2 separate regions of the Mus musculus genome follow, and region 2 is linked to region 1. Evidence: chromatin contacts called from ENCODE Hi-C or POLR2A ChIA-PET data. All regions are on one chromosome and are shown on one strand. The core of a region is the stretch at or near the end of the contact, and the rest is flanking DNA. Distances in the headings are between cores, read along the strand shown.

Region 1 (5,972 bases), core at 2,524-5,023:
CCAGTTGGCTGACTAGGGTCCTCCTAGGTTTGTAGCTTGTAGAAGCAGGGAACAGACACATGCTACATGGCGCCGCCCTCCCAACGGGGAAGAGCTTCAGTGGAGGGAGGCAGGGTATTAAGTTCCAATACTCAGTTCAGTTGAACATGTTTTCTAGAGCCCTCCTACACTAAAACACACTCTTCCAAGGATAGTAAGCCTAGGTCTACAGTTGATCAGGTCTCCCTCAACTTCTCCGCTGTTAAGCAGGGCCAACTCAAAGGGCAAAGATAGGAACTTAGTGGGTCCTAAAGCCTCCAGCTTTTCACCCCTCCTTTTCCGGTCCACCCACCTGCGCAAGCCCTCTTTAGGTCCACCCCCTCCTCTGAGGCTGCTCCAGGTTAAAGGCAAGGCACTCCCCGAGGTGATCCAGTTACATGCACGCCCACAGCCCTACTGGTGGCTCAGACCACTGACCTAGCCCCACCCCCTTACCTCCTTCTCCTTTCTTCCCACCTCCGAGGAAGATTTCTTGACAGTATGACTCCGACTCTGTTCCCTCCCCACCACACACAGAGTACCTGGTACTGAGTGATGCTTAACAAACTGGCTAGTACTGTGACTTGGTGACAGACAAATAATTCACTAGGGCCTTATTAGAAGAGTGTAGTAGGTCCCACCATCGATCTCCCAAACAAAAATACAAGGGAGGCAATACAACCACAAATAAGAGTCCTCCTCCCCAGAGAAAGAGGTAGCAGTTTACAACAGGGGAAGCTGTCAATGAGCCTCCAGGCACAGAAAGCCCAGCGCAGACACAGGCCAAGGTCTACCCAGAGTGTCTACACTGTACCTGGAGAGACCATGAGGGAAGTACATCAGGAGCCAAAATAATAGGAGGGAAACTTCCTTTCTCGTCACTAGGCCCTCCTCTATACAGGGGAGAAGTCAGGCTTCCGATGCTGCCAGCCCACACTGAGGAGACCCAAGAGCTGACCAGAGCCAACAGCCAGCCTGTAACTGCCTGTTCCATTTTCTCCTGCAAATGCAACGCCATTGGATGCATTCACCTACACCTACAGCGAGTGTTCCTCGTGGTACAGAAAGTGTGTGTGTGTGTGTGTGTGTGTGTGTGTGTGTGTGTGTACACTTTCTGGCCTGTCAGGGCCTTTCAGCTCTCCTCACCTCTGCTCCTGCACCTGAGCCTGCCTAGCTAAGCAAGGCTAAGTTAAGGTAGGGTGTGTGCAGAAGATCCCAGGAGAACAAAGGGGCCAGTTCTCAGGGTAACAAAAGAGCTAGCAGCCTCTGACTCCCAGATGCCTCAGGTCCCTCAGAGGTAAGCTAAAGGCCAGAATTAAGAGCCTTGACGATGGAAGAGCCTGGCATTCCATCCCAAAGGATGTTGCAAACAAGAGGGTTTGCCCTGCAGAGTCTGGGCTAAAACTACAGAAAGGGACAAAGTCAAACATCTTTGCAAACACTTCTGACGTTAGGCGTGATTTCCCTACTGACAGCTTCACAGCCATACCTACCTGGGTGGGGAAGAGCAGATCAGGGGTATAGGATATGCTTACAAATGCTAAAAGCTATGTACCGACTGAGGTGAGTCCCCAAAGGAGAGGTGGCATTTCCACCTTTAGCCTCTCCATGGCTTACTATCCCGTTTCACAGAGCTGCAATCTTTAAATCCCAGAGGCTGCATATGGAAACCCGAACGTGTCCCTTTCTCACTTCGCCGGCGCCACAAAATAAAGTTACCATCTGAAACTGCAGACATCTAGCCCTCAACTTTCCTCAATCCCCTGCAGGCTCCCAGTACCGGGGGAGGGGGGCGGTCGGGAGGGGGGGAGCATCCCTAGTGTATCCAACAAAGAGATTGGGAAAGGGAAAGGGAACAGGACGGTAGAGTCGGAGGTCGAGGCGACCCTGCGCACGCTCACCTGGCCCGCAGAGCCGGCTGAAGTGGTAGGGGTTGCAACACACCGTGGGCCCGTCGGCGGCGGCGGTAAAGCTGTGGCAGCCGCACAGGGGTTTCAGCTCCACTGCGTGCTGCAGGTCTGGCCAGCGGAAGAGGCGGCCGAGCAGCAGCTGCGGTGGCGCGGGCTGGCCGCCCAAGCGGAGGTCGGCGCGCGGCACCAGCACGCAGCCGCCCGGTACGCCGCCTCGGGACTCCACAGCCTCCAACAGCGTGTCCAGCGAACGCTCCTTGAGCCTCTTGAGCAGCGAGTACGTGACCGTCTTGAGCTCCTGCTCCAGAAGCAGCAGTCGCGAGCGGGCTTCGCGACTCCGAGGCCCGCCGCCCTCCTCCGGCTCCGGGGACTGTCTGGCTTGGGGATCGCCAGAGTCCCGGGGCGCGCCTGCTGCGTCCCGTTCGGAGAAGAGACAGCAGGTCACCGTCTCGCAGTCACTCTCAGGCAGCCAGCCTGGGCCTCCAGGCTCCGCCACATCCAGCGGGGAGCCCCCAGCCCCGGCCCCCGACTCCGACACGGGCCTCGGGAGGCCCCCTGTGCGCCGGCGCCTGCCCGCGATCGCGGCGCCTCGCGGTCCCACCGCGTCCCGGGGCCGCCGCGGGGCTACCGAGCGGACTTCGGAGCGGCTGCAGCCTCCGCCCTCTCGTGCCCGCGGGGCAGGCTCAGCTCGGCTGCCCAGGCTCCCATCCTCGTCGACACCACCGCCGCCGCCGCTGCCTTCCTCCCGATCAGGGACCACACGACTTCGCCAAAGTCGCCGCACCAGCCCCGAACGTTTAGACCTGAACATACGATACCCTTTGGCGCCTGGGGTGGTGGGAGGGGAGGCGGTCTCCGGTTACCGGGGGTCCGTTCCCTCAACGAGGCGCCGGCTGAGCGGGCCGCAGCCCCACATGAAGCTCTGCCGCGGGGCGCCGTGCAGACCGCGCACAGCCTGTCGTCGAAGGGGCACCGCAGGGCTGCAACATGAGGGAGCTCGCGCCGGGCCAAGCCGGGCCGGGCCGGGCCGGGAACACGCGCGTGTTGAGCCTCAGTCCGCGAGGGACCAGCGGGCTACATGGATCACGATGGGCCGGGACCGCTCAACTCCAGCTGCTTTGGAGCCTTAGGGAAGCCACCAGCGAAACGATGCTAGAGACACCCTGCATGGGCCGGCGAGCCTTCAAAAGTTGCGCGGCTGGTACACGAGCACAAAGCGCTTGCGTCGTGCCCCCAAATGTGTCTGCACAACTCTGCCTTCAAAAGCCAAGCTATGCTACATGGGCTTTCCCTGCAGGATCCGAAACTAAGGCTTGTGGATAACTCCCATATCCCTGCAACAAAATAAAAATAGAAATAAAAGCAAAGCAAGAAAAAGGTCCCAAACAAAACTCAAAATGCTTGGATTTTGCACGCACGAAAAGCAATTCCGTCTCAGGTCCCGGGCGCTCGGTGCACTTGGGGCAAGTCTCTCCTGAACGCGGGTGTCAACACATGAGTGGAAGCCGGAAAAAAAAAATCCCAAAGAGCTGCTAGGAATCCTTAATTAAAAATGCAATCCACCGAAGCAGAGGTCGCAGCCCGCCCCACGCTGCGCTGGGTCGCTTCGGGCGCCGCGGCTGCCGAGGTCGCCCCCCCCCCCCTTCACCAAAGTGCCTCCTGGTGGCCCCGCGGTCCCAGCGAGGTTTGGCGAGGCAGCGCCCGGCGGCTCTTTCTCTGGACTCAGCTCCCTCGCTCGTTCCCCCTCTCGGCGCTCTCTCTCTTTTTTGTTCTCCTCAAACGCACACTGAGGGCCCCCGGAGGAGCGCCGCGGAGTCATTGGCTGCCTCCCATCATATGCCAGTCTAGACACTTTGGCGGCTCCGCGGCGCTGATTGTTGCGCAAACAAGGTTTCAAGTTTCTTAACTCTTAAAGGAGAACACGTCCCATTGCTGAGCCCGAGGCTCCGAGGGGGCTGGTTCCCGGGGCGGGCCGAACGCGGGCCCCCGCCCCTCGCCCGCCCCAGCACCCCCGCCCCGAGGCTGACAGTGCCCGCGACTCACTCTCAAGCTCACGTCGTGCCTTGGGCACGGATACCAGCCGTCCCGCACACGCGCTAACAAACACTCACACCCTGATGCCCAGCTCTGCTGGGTGAACCCACCGCGACCCGGACTCCGAGGCGGCCCTTTGCCTCTCTCTGGCTTGTGCCCAAACTTGCAAACGCGCATAGCACTTTAGAGTCAGTCCAAACCCCCAGCCTCAGCGCGGGCTAATAAAAATGGGCGTGTGTGTGCGCCTTCCTGCCCTCCGTCTCTGGGGAGTTGGGGGGCGGCGGCGAAGTTGGGATAGCGGGTTTCTTCCGTGTCCTATGAAGGCTCCACGCACCCCCTGCCCAAAATTAGGGGTCTCTCCGCCTAGGCTACACTGGGGGGCGGGTGATCGAGGGAGCTCCAGGATAGCCCGAGGTGGGGACTTGGACAGGGTGGGGTAGAGGCAGGAGTGCTCTTGGATGGCTCCTCCTGGTCGCCCCGGCTCTCCCTCCTGGCGTCCTAGGCTCCTCTCAAGGCCAGGCGCTTTCTTCTCCCTTCGAGGATTTACCTTATGCCCCTTCGAGAGTGATAGAGGGGCGTGCTTTCCCCAGTTATGTTTCACTATAAAAACGGGGGCAAGTTGGGGACAGACTTGGGGACCCGGCATGGGAAGGGTTAAGGCCGCTCCTGCCCTGGAGCCGGCGCGGCGGGGTACCTCCTCGGGCGTGCTTGCTAGTCCGAGGGTGGCAAAAGTTCAAGCTTGTAAAGTCAGGATTGGCCCCGCGCGGAGGGGAAAAAAGGCCTGGTTCCCCCTCCCCCTCCCGGGCGTGGCGCCGATTGGCCCAGCCGCAGGGCCGGCCCCGCCCTCCCCTGGCGCGCCGCGGCCCCACCCCCGGCGCAGCACCACGCCCCTTTCCGGGCAGGAGCGGGGCCCCGAGCTCAATGAAAGAAATTCCGCTACTCTCATTGGCCTGGGGCTTGACGCCGCACCCCGCGGGAGGCGGAGTGGGGAGGATGGGGCGCGGACTTGTGATCCCCTTTAGGATACCTGTGCTCTGGACTGCTGTAGCGAAGGTGGTGTGCAAGTCCAGGAACGGGTCTGGAAGTGCGCTGGGGGAAGGGTCGTGTGTGTAGGAAAGATACAGACTACTTCCCTGAGTCTTACCTGGAGCCAGGTACTCCAGTGCTGCAGGGCCGATTGTCACACCCACCCTTCACTATTTTGGCCAAGGTGAATATGAGTAGCTGTCCTGGCCTTGGTTTCTCAAGATTCTAGGAAATCCTTACTAATAAGTGCATACATCAAAAGTGGGCAAGAAGCGCCCACACAAACTTGTCTTTTAGCTTCCGTTCATCCCTGAAGAAGTTGATGATCCTAAAACGCAAAGAGAGCCTACAGGATTGTGCACACCCATGAGTACAGCACTTGGGAGGTAGAGGAAAGAGAATCAGGAGTTCAGTGCTCTCCTGGGCTACACAGAGACCTGGAAGCCAGCCTGGGCCTGCGTAAGACCCTGTCTCCGAAAGTCTCCCAAAATAAAATAATAAATACAAAGAGAAGCCAATTATGTTCTCTCTTACGAAGATTTTGTTGCCTTGCCTCTGGGTTACAATAAGAGCAGATGCTTTGAGCTCTTTACCATGGTAGCAGAAGTTTCAAGCCTAAACAGCTAATGGGTTTTATTTTCTCTGTGTACAGATGAGAAACTGAGGCACAGAAACTTGCTCATTTAATTTGAAACCTATTGAGAGCACTAAGACACCAAAACCAGAGAGCTCCAAGTTCTCACCCCCACTCCCCAACAGCAGGGAGAGGCATGTAACTATGTGATGTCACAACATCGCTTTTAGGTGTGTGGTTTCCCAAATAAGGTGCATGGTACTGCCTCTATTAGACCTGCTGGATGGACATTTCATACGGAGGCCACAACTCCCCACTACAAGACTCTGGAGATGAGGGTAGCTGGCAACCACCATTATATAGAGTGCCAAGGCCTTGGACACAATAGCCTGCACAAGTTTGTCATCCCT
Region 2 (5,972 bases), core at 1,340-3,839, 83 kb after region 1:
CTGTCCGGAATGACTGCCTCATTATAAAGCCTGGCTGCAGGCACTAGCTACCCACCCCTTGCCCCAAACAGCCTGCTGCAGCCTCCTCAGCCTGGAAATCTCTATCATTTGCCGATATACATCTCACAAGGCACGCTGAGTGGAAGGGGCTGGCATCTGAAGCCACAGGCAGGTGGCCAGAGCCACCCAGTCACAAAACGCAGACGGGGAAAGGGCCTCCCCAGGTGCGGCTGGCCTTCAGGTGAGCAAACTGGATGCTGCAACCCCTTCTCCCAGGCCCCACCTTTAAGAGCTCTGCAGACCGAAGCATCCCACAGGCATGCAGGCGAACTCTGGCCTTTCCACTTGGACTCTCAGCTCACTGGTCCTGGGACAAGCAGAGAAGATGGCTGACAGGAAAAAGCTAAAAAGAAATGTCGACAGAAAAGGAAGAAGCCTCCAGGTCAGTCGCTTTTTTCTAGAACCTTCCTGTCACTCATGCCAAGAAGAGGGTCAGCTGGTCAGGGCCAGTCATCACCAGATCCCACTCCCTATCCTTCTGGTAACAAGTGACCCACTGCAAACACACACTGGAGCGCAGACACAGGGTCTCATGTAGCTTGGGCTGACCTCAAACTCGCTATATAACTAAGGATAACCTTGAATTTGCCTCTGACTCTTGATTTCTGGGATTACAGGCATGAACCACCAAATTCTATGCAGTGCTAGGGATTGAACCCAGGGTTTCATACATGCCAGGCAAACACTCTACCAACTGAGCTACAGCTCTAACCCCAAACTTCTGCATTATATATATATATATATATATAAACATATATATATATATATATATAAATTTTTATTTTTATGTATGTAAGTACACTGTAGCTGTTTTCAGACACACCAGAAGAGGGTATCAGATCCCATTACAGATGGTTGTGAGCCACCATGTGGTTTCTGGGAATTAAACTCAGGACTTCTAGAAGAGCAGCCAGTACTCAGTACTGCTGAGTCATCTCTCCAGCCCCTCCATTTTGATCCTTACACACAAAGGCTCACCCATTTCCTGTTTCTTGAATTAGACATGATGGTCTCCCTTGTGACTCAGGATTCTGAGGCAAACATTAAGCTTCTGGAACAGGTGGAACTAACACCCGCAAAGGCCCCTTAGTTCTTCCCCAAGAAAGTGGAGCAGAGGGGCTGGTGAGATGGCTCAGTGGGTAAGAGCACCTGACTGCTCTTCCAAAGGTCCGAAGTTCAAGTCCCAGCAACCACATGGTGGCTCACAACCATCTGTAATGAGATCTGATGCCCTCTTCTGGTGCATCTGAAGACAGCTACAGTGTACTTACATATAATAAATAAATAAATAAATCTTATAAAAAAAAAAAAAAGAAAGAAAGAAAGAAAGAAAGTGGAGCAGAAAGGAAACAAAATCCCACACATTTAATCACCAGCCAGTGGCGTCTATGGCACTCAACTGTAGTCATGCTATTGTTGGGACTTTATGGTTAGGTTGAACCTGAGCTGCCCAATAACGGGGGCCACTTGCCACATGTAACCGACTGAATTAGAGAGCCTGAATTAGGCCATAGTGACCCAAATGCTAGCATGAACCATACCTCAGCTTGGTAGGGAAGATTATCTTATGTGTGATGTGATGTGTGTTCCTTTGAGGGATAGCTCAGGACTTGGGTTTCCCAGGGTCCCCTTCTCCTCCTTCCCCATCCCATAGCCCACAGTGACAAGGAGGAGAAAGGATCAGCATCTGCTGGGGGAGGGGGAATTCTAGGATGGCAACTGAGGACCTCTGAGGACCTCAGGGTCAGTGTGTCTCTGCTAGCCATCAGACGGTTTGGGGAGATGAGGGAGCATGGCAGATGGTGGCTTCGAAGTCCTAAGGCCTATTTCATACAGCCTGTGAGTTCAGAGACATGTGACAGGGGACCCTCTCTGTCCATGCCATCGTGGCTGTTGCTGTTATTTTCTTTCCAGTGCCCAGAACTGTGCCTGGATGGCATAGGGCTTGACAAGAGGATTTTGAGTTTATGAGTCCAGTGACTGTGATACTCACAGAATCACCTCATGGTGTGTGATTAGCCTCACTCTGCAGAGGTGAAAACTGGTCGAAAGGCATTCAGGAAACCGAGGGCTGGAGTTCAGCTTGGTAGAGCACTCATCTAGTGTGCTGCACAAGTCCCTAGATTCAATCCTCTGCACGGCACAACTGAGAGGGACGGCACACACTGCAATCCCAGCACTTGGGAGATAGGAGTGGAAAGGTCAGGTGTTCAAGGTCAGCCTTAGCTACCTGGGGAATTTGTGGCCAGCATTGGCTGCAGGTGACCCTGGCTTAATAAAACTTTTAAAGCTTTCTTGTGTCCCCAGCTGAGCGGCACCAGCCAAGGCCCCGGCGCACAACTGGCAGGGTGCAGGATGCAGCTCTTGAAGTCCATATCCTAAGGCAATGTCCTTCTCTAGTCCCAAGAACTTGAGTAAGGCTCTTGGGTCCCACAAGCTGAAAGAGAGATCCCAGCAAGAGGTTCGCACTCTGTGAAGCCAACCTCTTCCCTCCTTGTCCTTCCCTGACTCTAAAGAGGCAAAGCCCAGGAGGACAAGGGGTGACTCAGACACTTCCTGTTTTCTTGGCCACAGTAACATCGAGATGGAAACCGCTTAGGCTGGGGTTCATGGCCTAAGAGAGGGGGCTTGGAGAGAAGGTCAGAGTTGCAGAGCCAGCCTGCTCTGGGACAAGGTTGGAGCCAGCTGGGTGAAGCGGCACAGTGTGGTTTCCTGGCCTGGGTGACTGAAGACAAGCGTGGTTTGACGGGTGGCTAGATCAGCAAAGGAGAGAGGGCTTGGGCCAGCTTTTCTTGAAGTGTAAGGGGTTTGTTTTGAGTCCTTGGGGATTGAAGGAGGGCCCAAGGTTCTGCCTTTATTCTTTGGTACAGGCAAATCAGACAGGCTGGGAGGTGACAGGGAGGGGGTGGGGCCCTGCAAACCAAATCCTGGGTGACCAAGAGCTGGGATACATTATGACTGCCCTTCCATGTGACTTCAGAAAGCCCACATCAGCTCTATCGCAGAGTGAAGCTCCCAAAGAGAGAAGGTTTATTTTGGCTCGTGGGTGTAGGGGTTTCTGTCCACAGCCAGCAGCCTCATTGTTTGAGGCCTCTGTTGAGGACAACACACCCATCCGCTCTTCTCAGGACCCAGGAAGCAAAAGAGAGAGAGAGAGAGAGAGAGAGAGAGAGAGAGAGGAAGAGGAAGAGGAAGAGGAAGAGGAAGAGGAAGAGGAAGAGGAAGAAAGGACTGGAAAGATGGCTCAGTGGTTAAGAGCACTGGCTGCTCTTCCAGAGGTCCTGAGTTCAATTCCCAGCACCCACATGGCAGCTCACAACTGTCTGTAATTTCAGTTCCAGTGGATCTAACACCCTCACACAGACATATATCAGGCAAAACACTGATGCAAATTAAAAAAAAAAAATTAACAAAGAAAGAAAGAAAGAAAGAAAGAAAGAAAGAAAGAAAGAAAGAGAGAGGCTGGCAATGAAGCTCAGTTGGTAGAGCACTTGCCTATCATGCACAGTGCCTTGGCTCCAATCCCGTGCATCCTGTAACTAGGCATGGTGGTACACACCAGGTATCACTTGGGAAGCAGAGGCAGGAGTATCAGAAGTTCAAAGCCATTCTCACCTACATAGCAAATTCAAGGCCAGCATGGACTGCAAGAGACCTTTTCTAAAAAAAAAAAAAAAAAAAAAAAAAAAAAAAAAAAAAAAAAAAGAATCCTGGGAGCTAGAGAGCACTTGAGGCCCTACCCTGAGGATCAGAGTTCAGATCTTAGCATCCTGTCTGCTCTCTCTCTCTCTCTCTCTCTCTCTCTCTCTCTCACACACACACACACATGCATGGAGTAAATAAATCTAAAAGAAGAACGCATAGATCTCTGATGAAGGATAACTTGGCAGCATCTATGAAAACCACAGATTCCAGGGACTGGAGAGATGGCTCAGTCATTAAAAACACTTCTGTCTTTCCAAAAGACTCAAGTTCAACACTCACATTGGCATGCTATCCATAGCCTCTATTCTAACTCCAGGGGATCCAATGCCCTCTTCTGGTCTTCATGGTCACCCACATGCACACATCATATGCACACACACAACTAAAAATAAAACTCATTTCCATTGTTAGTAAGTGTGTACAGACTGGTATGGAATTGCACATGCAGAACTATTTTTTTAATTAATTAATTTATTTATTTAATGTATATGAGTACACTGTAGCTGTAAAGATCGTTGTGAGCATTCATGTGGTTGTTGGGATTGAATTTTTAGGACCTTTGCTCGCTCCGGTCAACTCTGTTCACTTAGTTCCTGCTTGCTCCGGCCCAAAGATTTATTTATTTATAAGGACACTGTAGCTTTCTTCAGATGCACCAGAAGAGGGCGTCAGATCTCATTATGGGTGGTTGTGAGCCACTGTGTGGTTGCTGGAATTTGAACTCAGGATCTTCGAAAGAGTAGTCAGTGCTCCGACTGTGACCGACCTGAGCTCATGCCTGGAGCGTGTGTGATTTCTGATTGGATGAGGTGGGGTGGAGCAAGATAAGGTCAGCGCCGCAAGTATAGGAATATAGCCTTGCCCTAAGTAGAAGTTGTTGTTATAAGTAAAGCTGCAAGAAGGAGTAGAAGAAGCTGCTGGGGAAGAGAGCTGTAGGGGAAAAAGCCACAAGTAAAGAAGTTGCTGTGTGAACCTGCCTTGGTGTCCGTGTTGTTCTTGTCTCTGCGGGCAGCGAGGACAGCGACAGCTCACAACCATCCATAACGAGATCTGATGTCCTCTTCTGGTGTATCTGAAGACAGCTACTCTGAAGACAGCTACAGTGTCTTATTTATAAAAATAAATAAATCTTTAAAAAAAAAAAGAGTTGCCTTGGTCATGGTGTCTGTTCATAGCAGTAAAACCTTAACTAAGACTCTGACTATCTCTCTGTCTGTCTCTTCCTCTTTCCCTCCCTCCCCCTCCCTCCTTTCTTCTCTCCCTTCCTTCCTTTCTTCCTTTCTTTCTCTTTTTCTTTTTTTGTTTGTAAGGGTTTCTCTCCCTGGCTGTCCTGGAACTCTCTTGTAGACCAGGTTGGCTTCAAACTCACAGAGATCCACCTGACTCTGCCTCCCAAGTGCTGGGTTTAAAGGTGCATGCCACCACGACTGGCTGCCATTTCTTTTTGATAAGAGCCTATTCATATTATTTTCCGGTGCAAATTTTAAAACTCTGTATTTTCAATATAGCTTTGTTGTTGCTTTGTTTTGAGCTAGGGTCTTGATATGTAGCTCAGTCTGACCTCAAATTCAAGCTGTTCTTGCCTCAATTTCCCAGGTGCTAGGATTTAAGGTGTGTAAACCAGACTGAGCTTCAAAAATTGCTTTAAAAAAATTTTTTTTTTTTGGACATGGTTTCTCCATGTAGCCCTGACTGTCCTGGAACTCATTCTGCAGACCAGGCTGGCCTCAAACTCAGAGATCTGCCTGCCTTTGCTTCCCAAGTGCTGGAAATGAGGCGTGTGTCACCACCACTTGGCGGCTGGATTTTTTTTTTTTATAAGATTTGTTTTTTATGTATTTGTGTGTGTGTGTGTGTGTGTGTGTATGTGTGTGTGTGTATGTGTGTGTGTGGTGTGTGTAGATGTACCTCTGCACACTCAGAGGACAGAAAGAAGAGGGCATCAGGTGGGCTCTTCATCACTTGCCTCTTGTCTCTGAACCTCAGCAGACTTCCTATGTCTGAGGTTATGGGCATGTTCACAGACACCTGTTTGTTATGTGGTGCTGAGAGCTGAACTCAGGACAGCTGAGCCATCTCTCCAGTACTCTGGGGGTTTGTCTTTGGTGTGTGTGGCTAAAAGGCTTCTTGACATTCGTTTTTCTTTATTTTATGTGTATGAATGTTTTTCCTGCAGGTGTGTCTGTAGAAGCCATAAAAGGGCATCA

Evidence for each region. A loop is a pair of places that touch in the nucleus more often than their neighbours do. ChIA-PET counts read pairs that join two places held with the same protein, here RNA polymerase II (POLR2A).
Region 2: POLR2A ChIA-PET joins it to region 1 with 10 read pairs in embryonic stem cell. The contact joins the enhancer-like site here to the promoter of Smad6 in region 1. A Hi-C loop is called at or near these places in 3 of 37 maps with a recorded cell type or tissue (all mouse trophoblast stem cell). POLR2A ChIA-PET finds 5 or more read pairs at or near these places in 2 of 5 experiments (Patski and embryonic stem cell).

The regions. Positions count from the first base shown.
Region 1 is chr9:64,018,286-64,024,257 of GRCm38, forward strand. Smad6 (SMAD family member 6) reads right to left here and starts at 3,774. Exons shown (of 4, transcript NM_008542.3): 1 at 1,920-3,774. The coding sequence starts at 2,739.
Region 2 is chr9:64,102,827-64,108,798 of GRCm38, forward strand. No RefSeq gene overlaps it. Among named protein-coding and RNA genes, the nearest start is that of Gm39360, 5.3 kb to the left of the region's middle. Within about 2 kb of position 2,590, at least 1 of the 3 ENCODE cell types and tissues checked has a DNase peak (open chromatin) inside an H3K27ac peak, as active enhancers do.